7 separate regions of the Homo sapiens genome follow, and regions 1, 2, 4, 5, 6 and 7 are each linked to region 3. A link is a contact called in ENCODE Hi-C or POLR2A ChIA-PET data. All regions are on one chromosome and are shown on one strand. The core of a region is the stretch at or near the end of the contact, and the rest is flanking DNA. Distances in the headings are between cores, read along the strand shown. Region 1 holds the start of TOMM20 (translocase of outer mitochondrial membrane 20). Region 2 has its middle 30 kb from the start of LINC03108. Region 3 holds the start of LYST (lysosomal trafficking regulator). Region 4 has its middle 17 kb from the start of LGALS8. Region 5 holds the start of LNCATV (lncRNA negative regulator of antiviral signaling). Region 6 holds the start of HEATR1 (HEAT repeat containing 1). Region 7 holds the start of MTR (5-methyltetrahydrofolate-homocysteine methyltransferase).

Region 1 (3,512 bases), core at 38-2,537, 740 kb after region 3:
TCCGCCCATCTGGGCCTCCCAAAGTGCTGGGATTACAGGTGTGAGACACTGCCTGGTCTTTGTCAAAGGACTGTTAATCCTGTGTAACTACTGTCTTCTGCAAGGATCAATATTATCTTTAAAGGGAAAATTAAACTAAGAATGCTTTTGTTCTTAAGATATCAGGACATCAGGACATTTCCTGGGTCTGTTAGGTAAACATTATTAACTTGTTCCCTTCCCTGTAAATATCCTGTGACCAAGAATGCCAAACTTCCTGGGAATGTGCCCCAATAGGTCTCAGCCTCATTTTACCCAGCCCCTATTCAAGGTAAGGTAGCTCTGGTTCCAATGTCTCTTGACACTGATGCTTGACTTCGATACCCCTCAACTTACAGTGTCTGTTTAATGCCTGCTTTCTGCCCACGATTTTCCTTGTCAATATCTTAAGTTAGATCATATATATATATATTTTGTTTTTTTGAGACGGACTCCTGATCTGTCACTCAGGCTGGAGTGCAGTGGCTCGATCTTGGCTCACTGCAACCTCTGCCTCCTGGTTCAAGCGATTCTCCCGCCTCAGCCTCCAGAGTAGCTGGGATTACAGGCCCCGGCCACCATGGCCAGCTAATTTTTGTATTTTTAGTAGAGACAGGGTTTCACTATGTTGGCCAGGCTGGTCTCAAACTCCTGGCCTTAAGTGATCCGCCTGCCTCGGCCTCCCAAAGTGTTGAGATTACAGGCGTGAGCCACCGCGCCTGGCCTGATCATGTGTATGTTTTCGTGTGGCTATAAAACAATTCACGTTTTCTATTTTTTCTTCAATTGTGTATATTTTTCAAGAAATTACTCCATTTAATTTTATTCCAGTTATCATAAAATGAGGCTATCCTGTAACATTCTTTTGAAATGGAACCACTACGCACAATGGATTGTGGCAACCTGAAAAGAAAGTACAGTTTAATTCAAACAAGTCACAGGCTGCCTGTGTTAGACAAGATGAAGCATTCGCAGTCTGGGACCCTGCATCTCTGTCTGCCACAAACAAGGCTGTCAGCTAGTCTTCTGAGTACGTGCACGCCAGTAACGCGTACGCCTCGTTACAGCATGGTCGGCGGATATGAAAAAAAGTCCGTGGTCACGTGCAAATTCCCGACTCCAGTGCGTACACCCAGCGGCGCAGGGGAAACGCCGGCTTCGCCCACTGCGCAGGCGCAGGAGCCGCGCTCTGGGCCTCTGCTCAGGCTCTGCCGCGGACGACCTCGAGGCCCTTAGTTGACTGGGACCGGAAGTGGCGTGTGCTCGGCCTTTCTGTGTTCCTGGCCCGCGGCCGTCGGGTGTGAGCTGCGCCGACCGCTCTGAGGGTTCGTGGCCCACCGCTCCTTCGCGGTCCCTGCCGCCACCGTCCACGCTCAGCGTTGTAGAGAAGATGGTGGGTCGGAACAGCGCCATCGCCGCCGGTGTATGCGGGGCCCTTTTCATTGGGTACTGCATCTACTTCGACCGCAAAAGACGAAGTGACCCCAACTTCAAGAACAGGCTTCGAGAACGTGAGTGGGTCCTCTCTCCCCTGGCCAGGCTTGCTGCCTTCGGCCGCCGCCCTTCACAGGAGGGGTCATTGCCTCCCACCAGCCTGTGGGCCGCGCAGGGCGACCGCGTGGTGCGGCCCTCAATAGGCGATGGCGCTGGCTGCGCCGCTCCGGGGGCTCTAGTGCCCCGTAGGAATTCCATTTTGGAGGAAGGATTTTTCCCGTTTTGTTTTCCCCAGACACTTTAGCCGTGCAAATGCACTCTTGATTTCTGTTGCAATCTCGGGTGTGTGTGGCCTGGGGAGGAGGTTGTCTCTTTTTTTGTCGTTCATCTTTTTAAACCTCTACTCTTAACTAAAAAGTCGTGCATTTTTGTCGCAAATTTTAGTCTGAGGCTAAATCCGCATGCTCAGTGCAGTATCATTGTTGCATTCTTTTTTTTGAGACGGAATCTCGCTCTGTCGCCCAGGCTGTAGTGCAGTGGCGCGATCTCGGCTCACTGCAACCTCCGCCTCCCGAGTTCAAGCGCTTCTCCTGCCTCAGTCTCCCCAGTAGCTGGGATTACAGTCGGGCGTCACCACGCCCGGTGATTTTTTGTGTTTAGTAGAGACGGGGTTTCACCGTGTTGGTCAGGCTAGTCTCGAACTCCTGACCTCAGATGATCCGCCTGGCTCATTGCTGCATTCTTAAACCCTCTTGGTAGCTTCGTTCTAAGTGCTTCCAAGATATGAGTGAATGCTATAGAAATTGCAGGGGAGTCCAAAGGGCTGCGCTTCTCCCGTGGCTCAGTCTTATTTCATACCTGCGACATCTTTTAAGAGAGGTCTACCAGAGGGGAATCGTGTCATGAAAACCGTTGTGATCCACCTTGAATTTTCGGAGAATCTTCATTCGCATCATTGAAGAGCAAATTTGTTGCAATAAGAAATATTTTTTGGCTTATCTTGGTTGTTCAGCCAAATTAGTTTTTGGAATTAAAATTGATACGTAAGTTACTAAAGCCCAAGGGGTACAAAGAAGGGATTATTGTTTACTTAAGTAACAGTGGTTACGGTTTAATTCAGCTATACTAAGTCATTTCAAGTGTTCAGTAGCCCTGTGTGAGCAGTGACTGCAGCGCTGATCTTACTAGCACTAAGAATCAGACATCTAGTTCCAGCTTTCTTATGTTTTAGGAGGGAAGGGATATAGACATAATTTGATTTATGACTAGGCAGACTAATAGAATACTGTTTTACATTCAGACCTTGAATTTCTAGGGCCAGGTTAGCGGCATAATTTGGGGTTTCTGAATCCTAATTTCTGTAGTTGTAAAATCAGGTAATGCCACCTACCTCTTGTTGATCTTGTGAAGGTTGAGATGTTTGAATTGCCTTCCACGTTTTCTGACATAGGAAATGCTCCTCCATAAATGCTGGTGGTCATTCTGCCTTCGGGTTATTGTCCTGTAGTTGCCAAAATGGGTGACAGCTGGGGGCTTTGGTACAAATGCAGAGTTATAAAGAATGGATTAACCCTATCTTCCGTTGGAAACCCTGAAGTCCTGTTGCAGAAACAAGAGCTATCATTTTAGACAAATGGAGGAATGTTATTTCAAAATAACTTCTCCATCATTTTCAATCTAAAATTGTTTTTTCTGGATTTAGCGGCAACCTAATGATTACAGTGAATTACTTAGCTGCAGCAGTAACTTTAGGCAAGTAACTTCAAGCTTTAGTTTTCCCTTTTTGTAAAATGGTATAGTGTAGAGTTTTAGTCCTGTTCCTCACACATGGTAATTGATGAATGCTAGAGATTTTTTGTTGTTGTTGTTTGTTTGTTTGAGTCTCGCTCTGTCGCCCAGGCTCGAGTGCAGTGGGGTGATCTCGGATCATTGCAACCTCCGCCTCCCGGGTTCAAGCAATTCTGCCTCAGCCTCCTGAGTAGCTGGGATTACAGGCGCACACCACCATGCCAGGCTAATTTTTGTATTTTTAGTAGAGACAGGGTTTCACCATATTGGCC
Region 2 (3,696 bases), core at 3-2,502, 860 kb after region 3:
GAAAGCAAGTTTTTTGTTTTCTACTGTCCTCTGACCTTGGGACGGGCTATGATAGTCCTCAAAACCCTCACAAGCATGGTTTCCATGAGAGCCTTGCAACATTCCCTTGAGCCGGGCAGGGCAGGCAGCCATGTGGACATTTTAGAGATGAGGAAAGTGGGGCTGTGGCCAGACTCTTTGCGGCCAGACTCTTTCTGGCCAGGTTGTTCCACCTGGCTCTCCGGCTCGAGTCTGTCCAGCTTTCAGTCCTGCTGGTCTGTCTGCATAGGGGCTGCTTCTAGAAGACCAGGCGAGAGGATGTGGGTATGAGGGAGGAGCTGAGGCGCACAGGAAGAGCAGATGGCCTGTCTCTCTCCAGTATCTGCTAGTCACTACCTGGAAACCAGCAATGATGATGTAACCACAAGCATTATTCAGTGATGGCCGCCTTCCTTGTGTGGGTGGGACCGCAACACCGCCTGGGCTGGGGAATCCCATTGGTGACAACACAGCATCCTTTTGAGCTGACGCGGCAACAGATGCCCCAGACCAGCTCTGCGTCTGACAGCATCTCTGTGAAGCGTGTGCAGGGGACAGCAGACATCAGAGCTCTCCTGTAAATCACCTCCGCAAAGGCTCTTTGTGGTCGATTCACTGATGACTCATTTATAATCTGGTTTCAACATTGTGAGTCAAAATGCACCACTTTCATTAAAAATAACATTCACTGGGGTCTAACGGCTTTCTTTTTTCTGTTTTTTACTGTACTGTGTGGTTTCTGGATGGGAAGCTGTCAGATGGCAGGCGAGGTGTTCCGAGGGACTTGAGCATAATCGTGCAACGACTCAGGTGTGGATTGAACAAATAGTCCCGAATACCTGCTGTGGGTCCTGCAGACTTCTGGGCCATGGAAGTGTGTGGGTAGTCGGCGTGGGTGTGTGTGGGGGTGTGTGCAAGTATCAGGATCACCTGGGATGCTTGTTAAAAATACAGATTCCTGGGCTTCACCCCATATCTCTGAGGGTGGGGCCTTGTCAAATTCCTCAGGAGCTTTTTAGGTACAATAGAGTCAAGAGCCTTGACTCTGGGTGAGAGAGAATGGGAACTCCCTTCAAGCAGACCCTCCCTACAAACGGAGCAACCAGAGGAGAGGCAGGTCGACTGCAAGGCTGAGAGGGGTGGATGGGGGAGGTGAGAGAGGAAAAGGCAGGGGCGGGGGAACACCCGAGGTGGAGCGGGCCAACAGAGTCCCCATGGGAGAGTTGACTAAAAGCCCCGGCTTGATGCAAGGAACCCACAGTCTTTCTGGTTTGGGGACCAAATCTTGGGCATCCCCTACTTCCTTGGTTAAAAAAATTAAACATACAGAAACGGTTTAGTGGGCATTCTGCAGGGTAAAAAGCCCCTGCTGCATGGCCATGTTTTTATATTTTATGTTCTTTAGCAATGTTAGAAACTTCACTGGGAAAAGCACTTTAAAAAGATATAGTTGAGGGGAATGGGACGTGGGGAGTTATTGTTGAATGGGTGCAGAGTTTCAATTTTACAAGATGAAAGTGCCTGGAGATGGTTAGCGGCGATGGCTGTATAGCAGTGGGAATGCATGTCACACCACTGAACAACGTGCTTAAAAATGGTTACGATGGAGGCCAGGCACGGTGGCTGACACGTGTAATCCCAGCACTTTGGGTGGCGGAGGCGGGCTGATCACTTGAGGTCAGGAGTTTTGAGACCAGTCTGGCTAACATGGTGAAACCCTGTCTCTACTAAAAATACAAAAATTAGCCAGGCATGGTGGCGGGCACCTGTAATCCCAGCTACTCGGGAGGCTGAGGCAGGAGAATCACTTGAAACCCAGAGACGGAGTTTGCAGTGAGCTGAGATCGCACCACTGAACTCCAGCCTGGGTGACAGAGTGAGACGCTGTCTCAAAAAAAAAAGGTTAAGATGGTAAATTTTCTGTTATGTGTATTTTACTTACTACAATTTTTAAAAAATTGGAAAAAGAAAGATATGGTTGAGTCTGACTTGGATGAAAGTCTACAGGCCTCCTGCTGATGGTCTCAGCGGCTCCTGGGAAACTACCGTTTGTTTCAGCCATCTGTAACTTGATTTGTTGTTCAGAAGTTTGCCAAGACTTCTCCATGCAAAGCCAGGTGTAAGTTTAACCTGAGCCACGTGGGTCCCCCCACCTTTCCGCCTCCGATGGATCTTCTCTCCAAGGGCTCCGGTGCTCAGGCCCTCATAGCATGGGAAATCAGAAGGGATGTTTGGGTGGGAGGCTTGGCATGGAGGGTGGACATTTTGCTACAGATGGCCTTGCCCTCACGGAAGGCCATTGTTATTCCGCGTCTGCCCCCTGGCCGGGTCCAGCCACCTGAGCCTTCCTGAGCTCCCAGCTCTCAGTTGCAGCCAGCGCCCAACGCCTTCCTGCGGCACCTCCACAGACCTCGCCTCTTTGCCCTGACTCCTCTCATTCTCTGTTTTCCAGACTATCCCCAAGCCCTGCCTGTGGCTGCCTCCTCCCTCCATAGCATCCCTGCTCTGCCATGGCTCCCCTATTTGGGACAAGACCTTTGTGTGGGCCTCAAGATGTAGGCAGGTCTCTGCTCAGTGGCCCAGCTTTTGGTCGACACCTGCAAATGTGTCTAAAACTCATCTCAACCTCTTCCCCAACACCAGTCTTCCCTTTGATCCCACCCTCCATCTGCTCTTCTCTCAGCATTCCTGAGAGTTTCTGCAAGTTGCCCCAGCCAGAAACCAGGGTGCCAGGCATCACTCTTCCTGCCCGGTTCCCAGCTCCCACCAGCAGTGCCTCCTTGGCAGCTCTAGAATCCCCACTGCCTCTGGTCTAGTTCATGCCTCCATCACTTCTTCTCTGGACCACTGCAGTAGTCTCCTAAGTGACTGTAGCCATCTGAATAGTGGCCCCAAAGATATCAAGTGCCAATCGCCGGAAAACAGTGAATGTTACGCTACGTGGGAAAGTTTTTGCCAATATGATTAAGTTAAGGAATTCAAAAAAAATTATAAAATTGTGATAAATATATAACATAGACTTGACCAGTTTATTCATCTAAGTGCAGAGTTCAGTGGCATTAAGTATATTCCTATGTTGTGTGACCATCACCACCGTCCATCTCTAGAGCTCTTTTTGTCTTGCAGAACTGAAACTTTGTACCCATTAATAACTTCTATTTCTCTCTCTCCTCAGCCCCTGGCAACGACTCTTCCACTTTCTCTCTCTATGCATTTGAGTACTCTAGATACCTCATATTAGGTGGAATGAGGCCCGGCACAGTGGCTCACTCCTGTAATCTCAGTACTTTGGGAGGCTGCGGCGGGAGGATCATTTGAGCCCACGAGTTCGAGACCAGCCTGGGCAGCTAGTCAGACTTTGTCTCTACCAAAGATTTAAAAATTAGCCAGGTGATATGGTTTGGCTGTGTCCCCACCCAAATTTCACCTCGAATTGTAACTCCCACAATTCCTAAGTGTCATGTGAGGAACCCGGTGGGAAGTAATTGAATCATGGAGGCAGGTCTTTTCCATGCTGTTCTTGGGATAGTGAGTAAGTCTCACGACATCTGATGGTTTTAAACATGGGAGTTTCCCTGAACAGATTCTCTCTTTGCCTGCCACCATCCACGTAAGATGTGACTTGCTCCTCTTTGCCTTCTGCTATGATTGTGAAGCCTCTCCAGCCTTGTGGAACTG
Region 3 (3,602 bases), core at 939-3,438:
AACTAAGTTTTATTTGATATGTATATTTAGTATCGATGTTCTAAGATACTATTGAATAAAATACATACTGCAGTAGCTTAGTTAAAATACTGGAACCGAGGCCAGGAGCGGTGTCTCATGCCTGTAATCCCAGCACTTTGGGAGGTAGAGGTGGGTGGATCACCTGAGGTCAGGAGTTCGAGACCAGCCTGACCAACATGATGAAACTCTGTCTCTACTAAAAATACAAAATTAGCCGGGCATGGTAGCACATTCCTGTAATCCCAGCTACTTGGGAGGCTGAGGCAGGAGAATCACTTGAACCCGGGAGGCGGAGGTTGCAGTGAGCCGAGACTGTGCCACTGCACTCCAGTCAGGGAAAAAGAGTGAAGCTGCATCTTGAAAATAAAATAAAATAAAAAACACTGGTACCGAAAAAAATAATAGTCACAAATGGCATTACTTTGTGCCTTTTACAAACAAATAATACTTTGAGGGCCAATTGTATACCATTATCATCTAAAGTCTGTCTCATTTTCTTTGCTTTAATGAAATCATGATAATCTATTATTTTCTACTCAAGGTTAACAGAAACTGGCTTGTTACTTAATATTTCTTTGACTTCTTTTGTCCATTAAAAAAGGGGGGTGTTTTTAAGATTAGTGGGTGAAAGTTGATGTATAAATAAGAGTAGACACAGCTTTAGGTAAAATGACGAAACAGGTTAAGTTTGGCTTCCTCTTTTTGTTTCAGTTCAGGCCCATGCACCTAGCACAATACTTAGCGCATTGTAGGTGCTCATTATATACTGCTTAAATGAGTGATAAGTTCCCTGAGACATTTATTTCCTGCACTTGTTAGGGTTCAGTGAGCCGATATCCGGCCACTGCCCTCCAGCCTGGGCGACAGAGCGAGAATCTGTCTCAAAAAAAAAAAGATAAAAAATAAAAATAAAAGACTACCTGCCAGAGGAAGTGGGCAATCTTCGCCTAAAGATATGAACTGCTAATGGTTAAACATCAGACGTCAGAGAAGACATATTTTAAAGTGGGGAATTTTCCCCAAGAGCACCCTCTAAACCACATCAGTGGGCAACTTAACGCACTTTGCTTGTCATTGGGTTAGATGGGAGTTTGAGGAATTGGGAGTAACATTTGGTATATAGGCTTGGGACATAATATCCTGAATTATTTCTATTTCATAATTCCTGTGCAAAAAATTATGGGAGTTGTTGATTCTACAGCAATTCCTGTCAATTTGTAGATTATCTGCTTATTAATAGTTTGTATTGTTTGGCAGAACTTGAAAACTACCGAACGATTACAGTTCAGGCTTTTTCCCAGTACCTCTGGCGTTGCTGTCTCAGTGACTAGGAGGTGAGGAGGGTGGCCCTTGAAATGCCAAACTGCCTACCGCAGCAGTCTGCCAGCAGCGTGCTGGGCCCAGAGCCGGGGATGCAGCCAAAACATCCTGGATTTTACCTACAGCTCCCACCCTCTGGAGGGACTGGTCTATTAGGGCATATGACACTGACAGTGCGCACTGTATACAAACCGTGTTTGAACAGGAGTCGGTTGGAAAATACACCACTGCACTGAATTACTTCTGCAGTGGCTTTGCAAAGCTCTTTTTGTTTCTTGAAAGAAGCCGACGGTAACCATTACAATATGGCTTTTTCCAGGTCCCAGAGGAAGGCTAGGGGTGCCTTGTGGGTAACCCTTTCTCCCTCTCCTGACTCCTTCCCGTTATTTCTTCTATCTTCATCCTCTAGACCTACACAATGGGACAGGTTGACAGTCTGTGTTGAATGGAAGAGGCGGACGATGCGCTTGTGTTTGGTGCTTCTCAAACGGTGCTCGCACTCCCCAGGGTCTGACGCAGCCCACTACGCAGAGCCCTGGGAGGAGGTGCGGACCCAGGGTACGACCCCCGACCGCTGAGAAACCCAGACCGGGCCCCGGCTGCAGCCCCGCGGGTCGGCCCGCCCCCCTGCCTTCCCTATTGGCTCGGCAGTTCCACGCGTCACGCCTGCGACGCCGGCGCTGCCCTCCCAGAGGAGGCGGGGCTTACACGCGCGAGGCGGAGCCAAGGGCGCACGCGCAGACGAGCGGGTCTGGGTCCGGACGAGGGGAGGGAGGGGGTGGTGTTCTCGGTTTCCTGGGTTACCTGGGCGGGCGGGGGTGGGGAGTGCGCGGCGGCGGCGGCAGCGGCGTCGGCTCGGGGTTCTCCGGGAGAGGGGGAGTGCGCGGCGGCCGCAGCTGCCACAAACCAGGTAAAGGCGGCCGCCGGGCGCCGACGCTGCCGGCAGAAGGTTCCGGGTCCCGGCCCCTCTGCGTGGCCTGGAGGGGAGGCGGTTTGGGGCTGGTGGCTGTCAGCCTGGGTTGAGGGCCGGGACCGCCGGGCTGAGGGCGCGAGGGCGCGAGGGCACTCGGCCTGACGCGCCAGCTCGGGGCGTCCTCTCTGGCTTCTGGGCTCTGGGACTTCTCGCGGCGCCGGGCCGCCTTTGACAGCCGCCGGGCCGCGGGCGGGAGCTCGGCTGGGCCCCTCTGGGCCATTGCAGCGGCCACTGGGCACTAACTTTATTTCGCAGCGCGCGGGGGGCGAGGTCGAGCAGGCTGACGGCGGTGTGTTGCTACCTTTATTTTATTTTTTGATCCTGTGCCGCTGCACTACTCAGCCCAGCTGGGCCCAAGCTGTCAGGTTGACGATGGGAGTTGACGGTTTCCGCGCCACCACCCAGCCGGTCACTCCCCGCGCTGTTGCCCTGCGGCGCTCGCCCACCTGTCACCTACACCGTGCGCCTCGGTCCGCTCTTTCCTCCTGTCCGTGACACCCTTTGACTGGGCGAGAGCCTCTCTTTCCAGGGGATCCCCTGAGACATCTGCCGTCTGTCTCCGGTATCACTGGAGCCTGACTGAGATGCCCCTTCGCTTCTGATGAGTTAAATAAGCTGGGAAATTACCCGAGAAGACCCCGGTACCACAGTGTAAAGCCCAACGAAGGGGTTGTTTAATGGTCCAGGGGATACAGAGGCTTTAAGAAACGTTTCCTTAACGCTAATTCTTATCTGGTTAAACAAAACATAGCAAAACATCCCCGATCCGCTCGGCAGACCATACACACCCAGCGACGGCACTTGATAGTTAATGGGGTTTGTTTTAAGCAGATAGAAAATTTTAAGGGAGTCGAATCTTGTGTTGAATGCGTTCGTGTTGAATTTGGGCCAGTGTTTCCTTGAAGATCAAATGCAGGTTGCATTTTCCTATTGTTTGTTTAACAGATTGATAGGACAAACTGAATTAGACTTTTCTTCCTGATGATTCTTGGCTCTTCTGCGCTATTATTTTAAAATTCCACGCCTAGATTCATCTATGCTAATAAAGATGTTGACTTTAAGCTTTCAATTTATAGATGTAGTTGATTAATATGGGGTATCTGTTTTAAAGAGCTTTGTTAAGTGGCCAACAACTCTTTTTCTGATAGCTCTTTGCTGTCATCCATATTGTTACTACAAAGATTGGAGAATTTGAAGAAGAGAGGGCATAAGGAAAAATGAATTGCTGTAATTTGCATAAAAATACTTCACAAACTATATAATTATATATATGTATTTAGTAAATATT
Region 4 (3,458 bases), core at 163-2,662, 640 kb before region 3:
TTGAACAACCTGCTCCTGAATGACTCCTGGGTAAATAATAATGAAATTAAGGTAGACATCAAGAAGTTCTTTGAAGCCAATGAGAACAAAGGCCTGCGGCCAGACATCAGGGTCCTTCTCTGTGTTAGTGCAGTGAGCACTTAATTTCACTGTTTGGACATTTTCCTTGGTTATCTGTCTGTGTAGCCACAGATATCAAAAGAACCTAAACTCCTCCAGCCACCTCCCCAGACCCTATCCCATGAAACTCACACTCTTCTTTCTAGGATGGCCCCCGCCCCACCACCCTGTGGCAAAGTAAAATGTTGCTTTAAAAGACAGAAGCTCCAAACCAGCTAATACTTAAAATCTGTGTACCATCCCATCTTCATTTGGGAATAAGTAGCTTTAAAGTTAAGTTACAAGACTGGGCCGGGCGCGAGGGCTCACGCCTGTAATCTCAGCACTTTGGGAGGCTGAGGCGGGTGGATCACGAGGTCAGAAGATCGAGACCATCCTGGCTAACACGGTGAAACCCCGTCTCTACTAAAAATACAAAAAAAATTAGCTGGGCATGGTGGCGGGCGCCTGTAGTCCCAGCTACTCGGGAGGCTGAGGCAGGAGAATGGCGTGAACCCGGGAGGCGGAGCTTGCAGTGAGCCGAGATGGCACCACTGCACTCCAGCCTGGGCAATTGAGCGAGACTGTCTCAAAAAGAAAAAAGATACTAGCCTGAGCAACATATTGAGACCCCTGTCTCTACAAAAGTAAAAATAAAAATAAAAAATTACTCGGGGTGGTGGCATGCGCCTGTAGTCCCAGCTACTCGGGAGGCTAAGGCAGGAGGATCACTTAAGCCTGAGAGGTCAAGGCTGCAGTGAGCTAGGACTGCACCGCTGCACTTCAGCATGGGTGACAGAGCAAGACCCTGTCTCTAAAAACAACAACAACCACAAAAACAAAACCTACACGCATTTGCTTGAGATCTTAGCCCTTTGGAGCTATTCAGGCAAAAATTAAAATTTTTGATTTTATAAGATTCCTAATGTCTGTCTCTGCTAGAATACAAAGCTGCATGGCTCATAAAATTAGTTAAGAAATCTGTCATCTTTAGGTATACTAATTTTGTCCCAAGCTAGTCCAATGTGTGTTCTACACATTTGTCACTTCTTTTGGGCTGACCTACATTGGCAAGATTATACAATGCATGTGTATGCATAGGAAAATAATGACCTCATCCTAAAATATAGTACTGTGATAAGCAGGCTTCACAGCTAGGGAGGTATTTATTTAAGTATCTAGCACAGCAGAACTACACTCTAGCTAATCTGTGAGGGAGGATATCATGTCCAAATGTTTAACATTCTTTCTGGCTATTTAATCTAATTTAGAATTCTTGGCTTTGGCAGCAGAGCACCCTGCCAAGAGATATAGCAAGCCCTAGCAAAACGCCTGGCTCCACTCTACCCACTAGTGTGGGCAGGAGGCTTCATGGCTTCCCTAAATGGCCCTAGATTCCTCTTCCACCTTCATTCCTCTCTGCCAACCTTGAAATGTAATGTTTTATTTCATCAAACCAAAATTCAGCACTGGGCCTGAGGATCTGCCCAATTTACACCTTGATTTCTGTCTGGCCCATACTTGCTCCTGCCTTTTTTTTTTTTTTTTTTAAGATGAAGTCTCGCTCTGTCACCAGGCTGGAGGGCAGTGGTGCAATCTCGGCTCACTGCAACCTCCACCTCCCGGGTTCAAGCAATTCTTCTGCCTCAGCCTCCCGAGTAGCTGGGATTACAGGCTCATGCCACATGCCCAGTTAATTTTCGTATTTTTAGTACAGACAGGGTTTCACCATGTTGGCCAGGATGGTCTCGATCTCTTGACCTCGTGATCCGCCCACCTTGGCCTCCCAAAGTGCTGGGATTACAGGCGTGAGCCACCACGCCCGGCCTGCTCCTGCCTTTAATTGAGCAAGGTGAGCTGTGGCCCCTCTGCTCATTAACATACTGCTTGCTTAGGGAATTTGGTCAGGAGCCACCAACGCAAAGACATTTAATTGCGATTGTACTTTCTTTTCTTTTTTTTTTTTTTTGAGACAGGGTCTCACTCTGTCATCCAGGCTGGAGTGCATCGATCATGTCTCACTGCAGCCTCATCCTCCTGGGCTCAGAGGATCCTTCCACCTCAGCCTCCCAAGTAGCTGGGAACACAAGCATGCACCAACCTGCCCGGCTAACGATTTTTATTTTTTGTAGAGATGGGGCCTCCCCATGTTACCCATGGTGGTCTCGAACTCCTGGGCTCAAGCGATCCCCTGCCTCGGCTTCCCAAAGTGCTGGGATTACAGGCATAAGCCACCGCACCAGGCATTGCAATTTCACATTTAATTGGATATACAATTCCTGTTCTGCTCATGAAACCTGAGCGAGCCTTTAGACATTTCTAACATTGGATAAATTACTCGTTTCATTCAACTAGAAAATCCAAGGGCTGCTTTCCATTGCAATGGAGTTTTTGTAGTTATTTGCTATTTTTAATAAAACCATTTTTACTATACATTTTTTAATACAAAGCCAATGCGTATTTTCACTATAGAAACAATGTAGAAACAAAAGAAACACTATTGAGTATCAATAGTCCCTCTCACCCAGGGCAACCACAAAGAATGAACATCTTTATATGTCATTAAAAATATTGTACTTTTGGCTGGGCATGGTGGCTCACACCTGTAATCCCAACACTTTGGGAGGCCAAGGCAGGCGGATCATAAAGTCAGGAGTTCGAGGCCAGCCTGGCCAACATGGGGAAACCCCGTCTCTACTAAAAATACAAAAATTAGCCAGGCGTGGTGGTGGGTGCCTGTAATCCCAGCTACTCGGGAGGCTGAGGCAGGAGAATCGCTTGAACCCGGGAGGTGGAGGTTGCAGTGAGCTGAGATCGAGCCATAGCTCTCCGGCCTGGGTGACAGAGCAACACTCTGTCTCAGAAAAAAAAAATATATATATATATATTAAAAATATTGTACTTTTTCTGTAACGTTATTTTTTTCTGTTTTTTTTTTTTTCTTTGAGACAGGGTCTTGCTCTGTCGCCCAGGCTGGAGTGCAGTGGTGCGATCTCAGTTCACTGCAGCCTTGACCTCCTGGGCTCAAGCCTCCCAAAGCGCTGGGATTATAGGCAGCTTTGGGAGCTGCCACCACACCCGACCTGCAACATTTTTAATGTGTAGAATTCTGTGAATGAATCCAACTTCGGCAAATTTTTTTTTCTTTTCTTTTTTTTAATCAAGGAAGTGGAGACAAGATGTGAAGGGGTGGCCTGCCCCTCCACACCTGTGGATATTTCTAGTCAGGTGGGACGAGAGACTGAGAAAATAAATAAAACACAGAGACAAAGTATAGAGAAACAACAGTGGGCCCAGGGAACCGGCGCTCAGCATACCAAGGACCTGCACCGGCACCATCTCTGAGTTCCCTCAGTTTT
Region 5 (3,521 bases), core at 714-3,213, 900 kb after region 3:
GCTTGAGTACAGGAGTTTGAGACCAGCCTGGGCAACATGGTGAGACCTTGTCTCTTAAAAAAAAAAAAAAAAGAAAAGAAAAGGACTTGCTTACAATATCTCTCATGCTTGTAATTGGAGGTCATACCTTCAAGAATAACTACAAAAGCTTTTATTTTTCTTTGTATTAAAAAACCAAATCAACAAAAACTATTCTTCCAGACAACCTCTATAAACGTTCCAAACTAAAATTCATGAGATTCCCTTCAGAGTATTTTGTTGTTCCAAATAAAGAAATTCTGTAATATAAAGAGCTTTTTAAGACACAGATATAAGGTGATGCCTTATACTTGCCTATCCATCCTATTTTTCTCTATGCTTTGCTGGTCTGAGTAGACAGGGTTGGTAATGACCCCAAATGGAACACTTCTCTAAGTGATGGGAAGATCTCATGCAGTGTCCTTCATCAGAAGTACCCATTACCTAGTGCCCTTGTTGGCACTGGAGCTGGAAGGCTCAGGATAGCAGGGAACAGGCAGCCCACAGTCCTGGAAGCAGGCCTGGTGGCACAGGCCTGGGTATGGAGTGTCAGTGGTGGCAGAAGAGGGGAGTCACTGTTTTCTTCATTAGTTAATGCCTCTCCCCTGGAGGGAGGGCAAGAGCTATGGTCTACACAGCCAAAGTGAGAGGGTGGTTGAGCAATTCTCCAGCAAACTCAGGCAAAATCAGGCAAGCATATTTAGGCCTAGAAGTCCTGGTTACCACAGCCTAAAGTGATAGGGACAGAAAGTGAAAGGAACAGAAAACCAGTCTGTATTTGTTTTATGTGAATTTTGGAGCAATGGCTTTTCCAAAGGAGGAAAGAAGAAGTTATTCTTTTTAAAACACAGTTGAAGAAGAGGATGCTTTTCCTATGGACATAGTAGGCCATTTACCAACGAGTTATTAAGATAAAAAATACCTACTGGGCCTGTGTAGGAAGCCTGGAATTCTCTTACTTTATTGTATTTTCCTCTAAGGATATATTGCGTTATTCCACAACAGGCTGGTCATAATCTTTGAGAGATTTACTTCTGAGACTTTTTGGTGTGGCTTCATTCACACTTCACATTTCCTAAGAGAGACAATTTTGGCTACTTTGAAAGAACCCTCCCTCAAACATAAACATCACAGCATCCTGACTTTAGAGTGTCTGTCTCAACATTTCAATGTTAGAAGGTTTATTGGAATGCAGACAAATAAAATAAGATAAATAAAATCTCAGTGTGCTTAAACTGAGAGCAGGTTCTTTTTTGGAAGATGTGCGTGTGTGTGTGTGTGTGTGTGTTGATGAGCTAAGTGTTGATTATAACCCAAAAAGACGGAAAGTGTGAGATTAGATAAGTGTCTGCTAGATCCATTATTGCTGTGTGCATTCTGTGAAATGGGCTTAGAGTTCACTGGTTGTAGCTGCAGGATAAAGTTCACTTGTTGTTTATTCTCAGTCTGATTAGGCCACCATTGAAAACAGAATGTGAACTACTGTCCAGAAGCCCTCTGTGAACTTCAGGTCTGCCTTAGGAGGGACGCTTCCAGCGAGGGAGCGCGTGATGAAGTCTGCAGGCATTGCTGGGGCAACGCTAAGTGGCCGCTGGCCAGGGTAGAAGTTAAACCAGGAGATGGCTGTCAAATGCAGTTGTTAGGTGTGGCACATCTTTCTCAAGCTGCTGAGCTGAGCAGGAAAGAGAGACGTTTGTTTATGGATTTATCTCATCTATAAGACACTCTTATTAGATGAACTCTATATCAGTTCTATGTAGAACTCTGTACCAGTTCTATAAGGCACTCTTTAATCTGAATCTTTTTATTTGCTCAAGAGAAAAATAAGTCTGACTTGCATCCCATTGAAGATTTAGATTGCACTGTTTACATCTTTCACCTGCGCCGCGGTAGCGTCCTCTACCGATGCTATCCTACGTTGATTTTTCCAGCAACCTGGGAAGCAACCTCATAGGTGGTTTGGGATGTCTTTTGGCTGTGCTTAAAAATTTCCAACAGATTTGCTACACATCTTAGGATAAATATGTTTCCTGTGAATTGTGATGATTTCTTACAGTACATTTGCAAGCATGTGTATGCATCTGCAGGAAACATAGCCTGGCTCTGTGAAGGAATACTGCTGTGACCGCAAAACTGTTTCTGTAGAATTTTCTCCGGTGTGGTCATCCTGCCTTCAGGTCAGTGAATAGATGGTGTTTGGACAGCGTCTGGCACAGATACTTTAACCTTAAAGCTTAATGTATAACTGGTATTTTTTCCCCCTTCTGTGTCAGCAATTGGCAACGGGACACTGTAAATAAGGATTCTGGTTTGTAAATGGACGTCTGTTCCTCCAGGGGAGGGGAAGGCTGGAGTAAGCAGTTTTGAAATTCATGCTGCAAGTGATAAGATAATTTGAGTAACCTGTAAGACCTGTGGATTCACAGGTTTCAAAAACAGGAAAGTCTCTTGTTTGAAAACCCTCTAAAGCAACATGTGGGCTTAGAAAAGAAGCCGGCTTGTGGTTTGGTGATTGTACTTCCTTATTGATATAATGGCCGCTGACGCAAGGCCTCCTGGGATTGCAGCGCGGTGACCGCAGGCCTGACGGTTACCCTGACCGGGTTCTGAAACAGCCCGGGGCTTTCAGCACAGATGAGAAGTCTAAAAATTTCCCTTTTCATTTCCTCTCTTGTGTGACTTTGTCATTTTTAAAAAAACTGGTCACAGAAAAGGGAATTTTGCCCATGCTTTTAAGGAGTTTATCTCGACTGAGTAGCTTCCCCGCCACTCCTCTAAAATCCCTCCTCAAAAACCCCAAGTTAAAAAAAAAAAAGATCTATTCTTGTAGATTTTTTTTGTGTGGGTCTATGTTTCATTCATCTGCTTTCAGGCTGGATTTATAACAAGCAGAACTTTTAAAACGGTATGATTTTAAAATAAAATTAAAAAAAAAACACGCTGAGATCTTTCCATAGCTTTGGCTTCTGGGAGTTGAAAGCGCAGGTACGTGCTACATCTTCTGGAAACCTAACCCTCGCACGCCAAGCGGGAGGCTCTTTTGGTCAAATACTCCCAGGACTTATGCTTGAGTTCTGAAATAAGTGAAAGCAGATGCCATTCCTGTGCGACATAGCTAACTGACCGCAGCCCAGAAAGTTCTGTTGGCTAGCTGTGTGGGGGCTGTCTTAAGCCCTGAAAACATTCTGCATCAGAACTCAGCTTCAGAAAGGGGTTCCTGCTCTCCTGTCTGCCCTGGAGATAGTCACGCATGACAGCTTGTGGGCTGACTGAGCATTTAGGCAGCTGCTTTTCCTCTCTCCCTCCAGGAGGAAAATAGAGCAAAAAGGTAGAACTTACTTCCACACCCAAGTTTCTCCTGAAAGCACTGTGCCTGTTTTGTTTGCTACACATCTTGGGTATGTATGTTTGCATCTATGCATGCAGGCATGCATGAGTTATTTATGTGTGTTATTTGGTCCAGCCTTGAAGCTCCTTTTATTTTTCAGTGAATTGAAAGAAGG
Region 6 (3,450 bases), core at 384-2,883, 740 kb before region 3:
ATCTTATCAATGAAACAGACCTGGTGTTCATTTCTTTTAAAGTACCGAAAGCTGATTGCTTCTGTAAAGGTAAAACTCCTGTGACATGTTAGAAAGAAAAAAAAAATTCCTTTGAGAGATATGTTTGTAAGAATGAAATAGGTACTACTAGAATTTTCATGTTATTCTCTGCAAGGCACTCAACACCACATGAAAAGAAGATTATTAACAGTCAGTAGAAATACTAATAACTGAAGAAAATATTTGGTTGTTTTAAATGCTTTTAAAGCAAACCAACAACAAAAGATTCTGTTTGTAAATGGGAGAGAATCTGCATGAGGTATAGACAACCAGGGCCTCCAAATTTGTAGCTGTGTTTCTGACATTCTCCAGGGAAGACGGTTACAGAAAGACTTGACCCCCTGGCCCCGCAGAGCTCTTCAGAGAAATTAATGCATCCAGAAAAGACAGAGCATCAGATCTCACTCCTTCGTCTGGAAGACGTCAGTTCATCCTAGTTCTAGCGCATACCGGTGTTTTGGAAACAGATTAGCTATATTCATACATAAGGATACTCTTCCGCAACACTATCTGTAGTGAGGCCAAGACCAGTGGTTGCGGGAATCTTCGCAAACAGGCAAGAGACAATTTTTAGGGGCGATGGAAACTGTCATTTTGACTGGGGAGGTCATTACACCTATACATGCATTTGCTAAAAGTCATCAAACTCTTCCACTGACGTGGGTGTAACCATTGTTTGTAAATTATACCTCAACAGGATTCGATTAATTTATTTATTGAGACAGTCTCGCTCTGTGGAGTGCAGTGGTGCAATCTTGGCCCACTGCAACCTCCGACTCCCGGGTTCCAGCGATTCTTCTGTCTCAGCTTTCCTAGTAGCTGGGATTACAGGCGCCCGCCACCACGTCCGGCTAATTCTTTTATTTTTAGTAGAGACGGGGTTTCGCTATGTTGGCCAGGCTGGTCCCGAACTCCTGACCTCAGGTGATCAGCTCGCCTGAGCTTCCCAAAGTGCTCGGATTACAGGCCGCGCCTGACTATGATTCGTTTTGAAAGAAAAAAATATATGCCATTTACCCCTCGGGAATGGAAACATAGAGGAGTGACAAGATCTCCCCCAAGCTCTGGGGCGGTGGAGTCCAGCATTTATAGATCGGTTTGCACTAGGAGCAGAAGCTCCTTTCACGACAATCTCGGCCTCTTCCCACTTTGTAGAGTGAGTAACAAGCTCGGAGAGATGAAATAATTTGGTGGCGTTAACCCGGCCGACAGGCGCCAGCGCCAGGATTTGAACCCAAACCACGTGACTTCACAACCCATAGCTTTCAACACTACGCGGTGCTGCTGGCACCTAGTAAAGGCTGGATCACTACTGAATGAATGATTCTGGCTACGGATCCTTAAAGCCCACAGAAGGCCCATCCAGAGACCGAAAGCTTCAGACACAAGCCGCAGAGCAGACCGCTAAACCGGAGCTACAGAGGCGAAGCTCAGACTTGAGCCTGAGTCCGGCGGGCTGAGGGGCGGGCTTTCGTCTCGGGAGGCGGAGCTGTCTCGTCGCATTCCCGGCAAGCTTGAACCTCTTCACTTGCCGTAGCGCCTGCAGCAGGAAGTTGCTCTACAGCATGCCTTAGGTTTCCGGGTGAGGGTTGGGCTCCTTGGTACCATGTGGGAAGCGCTGTGAAGAGTTGTTGCCTTCCAAGATATACCCAAATTCCCAGTTCCAGGTAAGCGGCACAGAGCCGCTTGATGTGGCTGCGGATGGGGGCGGCATATCGAGGGAGGGTAAGAGTTTTCCGGATATCTGCGGAATCAGGGTTGAAGGAAAGCCTTGGCGCGGTCGCCGCTACTGTAATTAGTTGTTAACGCTGCTGCCATCGTCTTTGCATCTCCGGGGTCCACAAATCTCAGGACACCCGCGTTGTGTGTCCATGACGGTGCTGAGTGCAGAAGAGAATTGTTTGTTTACGAGGCGCCTTATAATTTCGTAGAAACTTATCAAAGTGCTTACGTTTTTTTAGCCCGTGTCATTAAAACTCCGCTGGCGTGAAAGATGACGTCCTTAGCCCAGCAGCTGCAACGACTCGCCCTCCCTCAAAGTGATGCCAGCCTCTTATCTAGAGATGAAGTTGCTTCTTTGTTATTTGACCCTAAGGAAGCGGCCACAATCGACAGGGACACCGCCTTCGCCATTGGTGAGCCATCTTTTAACTTAGAAAAGCTCTTGGAAGCGTTTGTTTTCTGGATGTTACTGTTTTTTTTTTTTCCCCTTGTTTTCTCTTCTGTCCCGTCCTCTTCCTTAGCAGTTTCTAGCATGTTGATGTATATTTTTAAGGGAAAGAGAACATAACAGTCAGGTGCTTGGTGCTTGAAATGTTTATGAGTAGAGGTATCTGGATTTCACAGATGAAGAAACAAAATTAGAGAGGTCAACTAATATGTCAAAGAGAAGAACAGCTAAAAGGGGGATGGAGGCAGTGACTGGGGTGACGGAGAAGTCCTCTCAGAGGACTGGCCTAGTTATTGTAGGGGATATCCAAAAAAAAAAAAAAAAAAGTGTTCCCTGCCACGAAGTACTTTCTGTTCTAGTAGATGAGATAGGATTTACTCTAAAAGTTGAAAACTAGAAATCAGTGTTTGGGACTGTATTATAAATTATATGTACTTAAAGAATTCAGAAACTTCTTAGGGGTAAGTAAAACTGTAAAAGAGGGGTGGGATGAATTTGCTTACGAAGAATTGTTAAATAAACTGGCCTTTTTTGAAATTTAGGATGTACTGGCCTGGAAGAGTTGCTTGGAATTGATCCTTCCTTTGAGCAGTTTGAAGCACCGTTGTTCAGTCAGCTAGCAAAAACCTTGGAGCGAAGTGTTCAGACCAAAGCAGTAAACAAACAGTTGGATGAAAACATTTCATTATTCCTTATTCACTTGTCGCCTTACTTCCTGCTTAAGCCAGCACAGAAGTGTCTGGAGTGGTTGATTCACAGGTAGCTAATAGAATTACAGAAATAACTATGGGTTAATCACTTTGGTCTTGTAAAAAATTAAGTAGTTGAGAACTTATCAAATTAAAGCTGAAAAATTAGGTATATTAAGAGATTGATACAATGTCCATTGTGTGAGATAAGCATGCTCTTCTGCCTTTAAATTCTTTTTTGTTGATAGTGAAAAGTAGAACTACTGGTGATTTTGAGTAAATGGTCTAACCTCATTAGTTTTTTTTTGAGATAGAGTCTTGCTGGGCACTCAGGCTGGAGTGCAATATTGAAATCTTGGCTCACTGCAACCTCTGCCTCCCAGGTTCAAGTGATTCTCCCACCTCAGCCTCCCAAGTAGCTGGGATTACAGGCACCTGCCATAATGCCTGGATGAGTTTTGTGTTTTTGTAGAGATGGAGTTTCACCGTGTTAGCCAGGCTGGTCTTTAACCCCTGACCTCAGGTGATCCA
Region 7 (3,875 bases), core at 1,039-3,538, 930 kb before region 3:
CCAATTCACTGGATTATTCATTCCTTCATTAATCACTCATCAATTGATACCAATTCACTGGATTATTCATTCCTTCATTAATCACTCATCAATTGAGTTCCAAATAACACTCACAGTCCTAAGCAAGGATGAAACCAAGAAACTTTTAGAAGCTGTAGTTAAAATTTTCTCCCAAGATGTATTTGCTAGCCCACCATCCTCCTTCCCCAGGGCACACAACCATGGTCTGAAGTCACATTTAGTTTTAAGGCCCAACCTTGAGAATCAGGAATTCCCAGCTCTCCATTAAAATTTCATTAAGATTGTACGCCAGTAAATTACTAAGGGTTATTAGGAAGTTAAAACCTGATTCTAATCCCAATAAAAGTTGCTCACATAGACAGAAGCTGGACTACATCTAAGGTCTTTTCTAGGCACAATGGCCTGATTCAGAACTTCAGAGGCCCTAGACTTGGTTAAACTCCACTCAGTGCTCAACTCTAGAAGCCAGCCTTGGGGGTGAGGGGACTAGGCAAGATTCAAACATTCAACAATTTTCCTTTCAGTTTATTTTTTTTTTTTAAATCACTCACTATTCACAGTATTTTAAGTCTTCAGTGGCATTTTGCTCCTGATAATGACACCTAAATTCAGATGAAAGGGAAATAACTTTACTTGTTTAAATTAAATGGGAAGGGGGAGGCCAGAAATCATGAGTAAAAGATGTTTTCCAAATAAATATGATCTCCCTATGATCATTTATTCAATAAGATATAAATCTCTTATAGGGAGGTTTACATTTATTAATTAAATATTAAATATAAATAAGATGTAACCTCATTACATCTTATTTAATATATTAAATAACATATAAACCTCTCATAGGGAGGTTTATATCTTATTTAATAACAGCAGTGATGTGTTTCTCAGCCACAGTTCCACTAGTTTCAAGAACAATTATATCAGTCCCGTTATCAGAACCCAAGAATCAAGAGAGTCACCGGTTAACCTCTGATAAATTTCCTTGTGCGTTACGAATTTAGTATTCCCCCTCTTCCTGAAGCTAAACATCCCCACTATGTGATAGGATATTTACTGTTTTGTACTTATCACTAATTCTCGTTTCTACATCTCCTCACCCGTTTTTACGGGTGTATTTGTCCTCAAATTATAATCAGGCATGACCTTAGAGATCTAGAGCTCGTTATAAAGCTAACATTACGTTCAGTTCTCGTGCTAAACTAGCTTTTTCTCACTGTTGATCCCAGGGCCACCAACATCAGAATCGCTTGAAATTACTACCTCCCATTTCGGTATCTGGAGGTGGGGTCTGCTCATCTATTTTAACATAGTGAGTCTATGCATATTGCAGTTTTGCAGCAGCGTGCGTAGAAGCAGAAAATAAAAAGTTCCATGTAGTAGTTTTAAATAGTTCTCTGAGTTTCCTCGTCTGTCTCTCCGCGCCTGAACTTTCTTTCGCAGTAGGTGCGCAATACATATTTACGAATAAGCGTCACACCATGCAAAAAAAAAAACTTCCAGAGGGCCCAGCTGGTTTATGCTGCGTGGAACTGGAAAGTTTAGTTACTGTGACGTTAAGAATGTGTTTCGGGGGCGAGGGGAGGACGCTTTTTGCAGGTTTTGATGGCTTGCCTGGGGAGAAAGAGGTGAAGGTCGGACAAAGAGTGGAGCAAAACACGTAGCCCTCCGGGCTCCTGCGCTAAGTTCTAAAGGTGCCGCCCACACGCGGGGAAACACCGCCGGGCGTCTCCCGCCGCAGAAGGGAATCGCCCCAGGGATTAGGAGGCCACAGCACGAGTTAAGAAACACAACCCAACCACGCAGACGGGGTCGCAGCGTTACCGGGTTGCGACAGGTCTTGGAGCGCGGGTGACATGTTGTCGAGTCTCCTCCTTGCGCAGAGGGCGCGGCAGAGAAGACGTGCTCTCCACAGGTGACGACGGCCAAGGGCCACGCCAGCCAGCGCCAGGCGAGCCTGCCACACAAGGCCCGGGTCTTTTGACGCCTCCCGTTGGCTCGCGTCGCGGGGGGACTGCGGACCCCGAAAGCCCGCAGCGCCCTAGGGCCTCTCTCGGGGCTGGGCGCGGCAACTGCTGGAGCACGTGCTTTCTTCCCGGGTACCCGGCCAGTCCTTGGTGTCGGCCTAGCAGCCAGACACGCGCGGCCAGAGGCGGAGTCGCGGGACGGCACGGAAAAGGACCCAAGAGAAAACCGGCAGAGGAGGACGACGTGACATCCGGCTCTGAGCCCCGCAGACATTTAGAACCTTTCAGAGCGCGGTTAGTTCTGCGCTCAATCTATCCTCGGCGTGGGAGGTCCCGCCCCTTCCGGCCTGTGATTGGTCTGCCCGAGCTCCTCGCAGCCGCATTGGCTGTCAATATCAACCAATCACCTGCTGTTTAGCCCCGGGGCTCTCTGGGAGATGTAGTCCCGCTCCCCAGTTTCCCGCGGGAGCTTTTCGCGTCTCTGTGTGCCCAGGATCCGGAAGTGTAAGCCTAAGTGGCCCCTCTAAGGAAAAGTCACAGCGCCAAGTTCGTGCTGATCTCGACACGCTGTGTGGTGTCGAGCCTGAAATTTTAGTTCCGTTTTGCTGTTGACTTGCGCTGGGCAAGACAGTTAACCTCTCAGTCTCCACACTCTACAAACAAGAATGATAGGATGGTAGTAATTAGAATTTTTTAGGGTTGTAGTAGGCGTTAAATGAGATCGTTTGACCGCGCTATGAAAACTCTGAATTACCATATGGGGGTGTTAATTGTAACTTATTGACAGTAAACATATATTGAGCACCTACTATGTGTCAGGCATTGGGGCACACACTTGGAATGCAAAATCAGACAAGCTACATCGCACCCTCACGTCCTTGGAGGAGGAACTCACAACCTAGTTAGATTAATAATTGAACAGGGAAAAAAGAACCACATACATTTTAAAAGAGCTAGAGTATTCAAAGGGGCCAGGGAAAGGTTTCAAAGAAGAATCTGGGTCCTGAAGGAAGAGTGGTACCAGGTAAGGTTGTTCCAGTCAGGAGAAGCTCCCTGTGTACAACACAGCACTTTAGGGAATTCTAAAATAAAGGGCAGCTCTGTAAGGCCGAGCATGGTAGATGTGAGAAAAAGCAAATTCATCTAGAAAAATCTCTGTAAGGCTGAGCATGGTAGATGTAAGGAAAAGCAAATGCATCCAGAAAAATAAAAACTATAACCAAATTATGACATTTACTAAGCTTTAAAAAAGGCACAAATTTGCATGCCATTCTCATTTTATTGTATGTAATTATACCTCAATTTTGAAGATTTGAAAAATTATTATAATGCGTATCACATTCTTACCAAGACCATCTTACCAAAGATGGTCTTACTTGGAAGGTGGGGGGAATGGAGTAGGTGAGAGAGAATGCAACAAAGAAGGGAGGGAGGAATGAGATGGCCCTAAATAGCCAAAAATCTTAAGATTATAAGGGCTAGGGTGAGAGTAGGTGAGGGATAAACGACTACACATTGGGTGCAGTGTCCACTGCCTAGGTGATGGGTGCACCAAACTCTCAAATCACCACTAAAGAACTTATTCATGTAACCAAACACCACCTGCTCCCCAAAAACCTATTGAAATAAATAAGTTAAAAAAAAAGAAGAAGAAAAGGAGGAAAGAAAAAAAAGCAAGGTCTTCTATGCTGAACTTATTAAATTATTTATCCAGGCTTGATAAATCATGATGGTTTTCTCATATTTATTATTATGTTTATTCATTTCTCAACTCCTGAGTTTTTATCTGCAAAAAAAGAAGTAGTGAAATTTAACTGTGTAAAGATGCACCTGTCTAAAAAAAAAAAAAAAAGATTATAAGGGCTAGTTGTTTGTTTGTTTGAGACGGAG

What was found. A loop is a pair of places that touch in the nucleus more often than their neighbours do. ChIA-PET counts read pairs that join two places held with the same protein, here RNA polymerase II (POLR2A). Pooled maps may share reads with other maps.
Region 1: a map of dorsolateral prefrontal cortex shows a loop between it and region 3 (4-fold over the local background). The contact joins the promoter of TOMM20 here to the promoter of LYST in region 3. A Hi-C loop is called at or near these places in 1 of 168 maps with a recorded cell type or tissue (dorsolateral prefrontal cortex), 2 of 37 single-sample maps with no recorded cell type and 12 of 50 pooled maps. POLR2A ChIA-PET finds 5 or more read pairs at or near these places in 1 of 52 experiments (HEK293).
Region 2: a loop to region 3 is called in a pooled map, with 8 times the contacts of the local background. The contact joins the enhancer-like site here to the promoter of LYST in region 3. A Hi-C loop is called at or near these places in 10 of 50 pooled maps. POLR2A ChIA-PET finds 5 or more read pairs at or near these places in 2 of 52 experiments (activated CD4-positive, alpha-beta T cell and activated CD8-positive, alpha-beta memory T cell).
Region 4: a loop to region 3 is called in a pooled map, with 3 times the contacts of the local background. The contact joins the enhancer-like site here to the promoter of LYST in region 3. A Hi-C loop is called at or near these places in 1 of 168 maps with a recorded cell type or tissue (naive thymus-derived CD4-positive, alpha-beta T cell) and 4 of 50 pooled maps. POLR2A ChIA-PET finds 5 or more read pairs at or near these places in 1 of 52 experiments (PC-9).
Region 5: a pooled map shows a loop between it and region 3 (5-fold over the local background). The contact joins the promoter of LNCATV here to the promoter of LYST in region 3. A Hi-C loop is called at or near these places in 4 of 50 pooled maps. POLR2A ChIA-PET finds 5 or more read pairs at or near these places in 2 of 52 experiments (OCI-LY7 and activated T-cell).
Region 6: a map of CD8-positive, alpha-beta T cell shows a loop between it and region 3 (25-fold over the local background). The contact joins the promoter of HEATR1 here to the promoter of LYST in region 3. A Hi-C loop is called at or near these places in 2 of 168 maps with a recorded cell type or tissue (CD8-positive, alpha-beta T cell and naive thymus-derived CD4-positive, alpha-beta T cell) and 6 of 50 pooled maps. POLR2A ChIA-PET finds 5 or more read pairs at or near these places in 1 of 52 experiments (B cell).
Region 7: a map of OCI-LY7 shows a loop between it and region 3 (15-fold over the local background). The contact joins the promoter of MTR here to the promoter of LYST in region 3. A Hi-C loop is called at or near these places in 6 of 168 maps with a recorded cell type or tissue (B cell, CD4-positive, alpha-beta T cell, CD4-positive, alpha-beta memory T cell and 3 more), 4 of 37 single-sample maps with no recorded cell type and 16 of 50 pooled maps.

The regions. Positions count from the first base shown.
Region 1 is chr1:235,126,612-235,130,123 of GRCh38, reverse strand. TOMM20 (translocase of outer mitochondrial membrane 20) reads left to right here and starts at 1,287. Exons shown (of 5, transcript NM_014765.3): 1 at 1,287-1,529. The coding sequence starts at 1,409. It overlaps SNORA14B (small nucleolar RNA, H/ACA box 14B), which reads left to right and starts at 2,187; the gene lies at 2,187-2,321. It overlaps LOC105379283 (a long non-coding RNA gene), which reads left to right and starts at 1,923. Exons shown (of 2, transcript XR_949295.4): 1 at 1,923-2,495; 2 at 3,155-3,205. RefSeq lists enhancers at 1,010-1,109, 1,340-1,559.
Region 2 is chr1:235,008,812-235,012,507 of GRCh38, reverse strand. No RefSeq gene overlaps it. Among named protein-coding and RNA genes, the nearest start is that of LINC03108, 30 kb to the right of the region's middle. RefSeq lists enhancers at 125-194, 1-361, 312-606, 205-794. Within about 2 kb of position 1,252, at least 26 of the 41 ENCODE cell types and tissues checked have a DNase peak (open chromatin) inside an H3K27ac peak, as active enhancers do.
Region 3 is chr1:235,865,492-235,869,093 of GRCh38, reverse strand. LYST (lysosomal trafficking regulator) reads left to right here and starts at 2,188. Exons shown (of 53, transcript NM_000081.4): 1 at 2,188-2,251. RefSeq lists silencers at 1,721-2,020, 2,071-2,490 and enhancers at 2,611-2,710, 3,081-3,130.
Region 4 is chr1:236,505,350-236,508,807 of GRCh38, reverse strand. No RefSeq gene overlaps it. Among named protein-coding and RNA genes, the nearest start is that of LGALS8, 17 kb to the left of the region's middle. Within about 2 kb of position 1,412, at least 4 of the 41 ENCODE cell types and tissues checked have a DNase peak (open chromatin) inside an H3K27ac peak, as active enhancers do; they include PC-9, where a contact is called at or near this core.
Region 5 is chr1:234,962,441-234,965,961 of GRCh38, reverse strand. It overlaps LNCATV (lncRNA negative regulator of antiviral signaling), which reads left to right and starts at 1,963. Exons shown (of 4, transcript NR_125945.1): 1 at 1,963-2,195. RefSeq lists enhancers at 2,315-2,364, 2,385-2,684, 1,998-3,197.
Region 6 is chr1:236,602,699-236,606,148 of GRCh38, reverse strand. It overlaps HEATR1 (HEAT repeat containing 1), which reads left to right and starts at 1,633. Exons shown (of 45, transcript NM_018072.6): 1 at 1,633-1,727; 2 at 2,022-2,195; 3 at 2,773-2,989. The coding sequence starts at 2,054. RefSeq lists an enhancer at 1,433-1,692.
Region 7 is chr1:236,793,705-236,797,579 of GRCh38, reverse strand. It overlaps MTR (5-methyltetrahydrofolate-homocysteine methyltransferase), which reads right to left and starts at 2,288. Exons shown (of 33, transcript NM_000254.3): 1 at 1,843-2,288. The coding sequence starts at 1,876. RefSeq lists enhancers at 1,683-1,872, 1,973-2,262.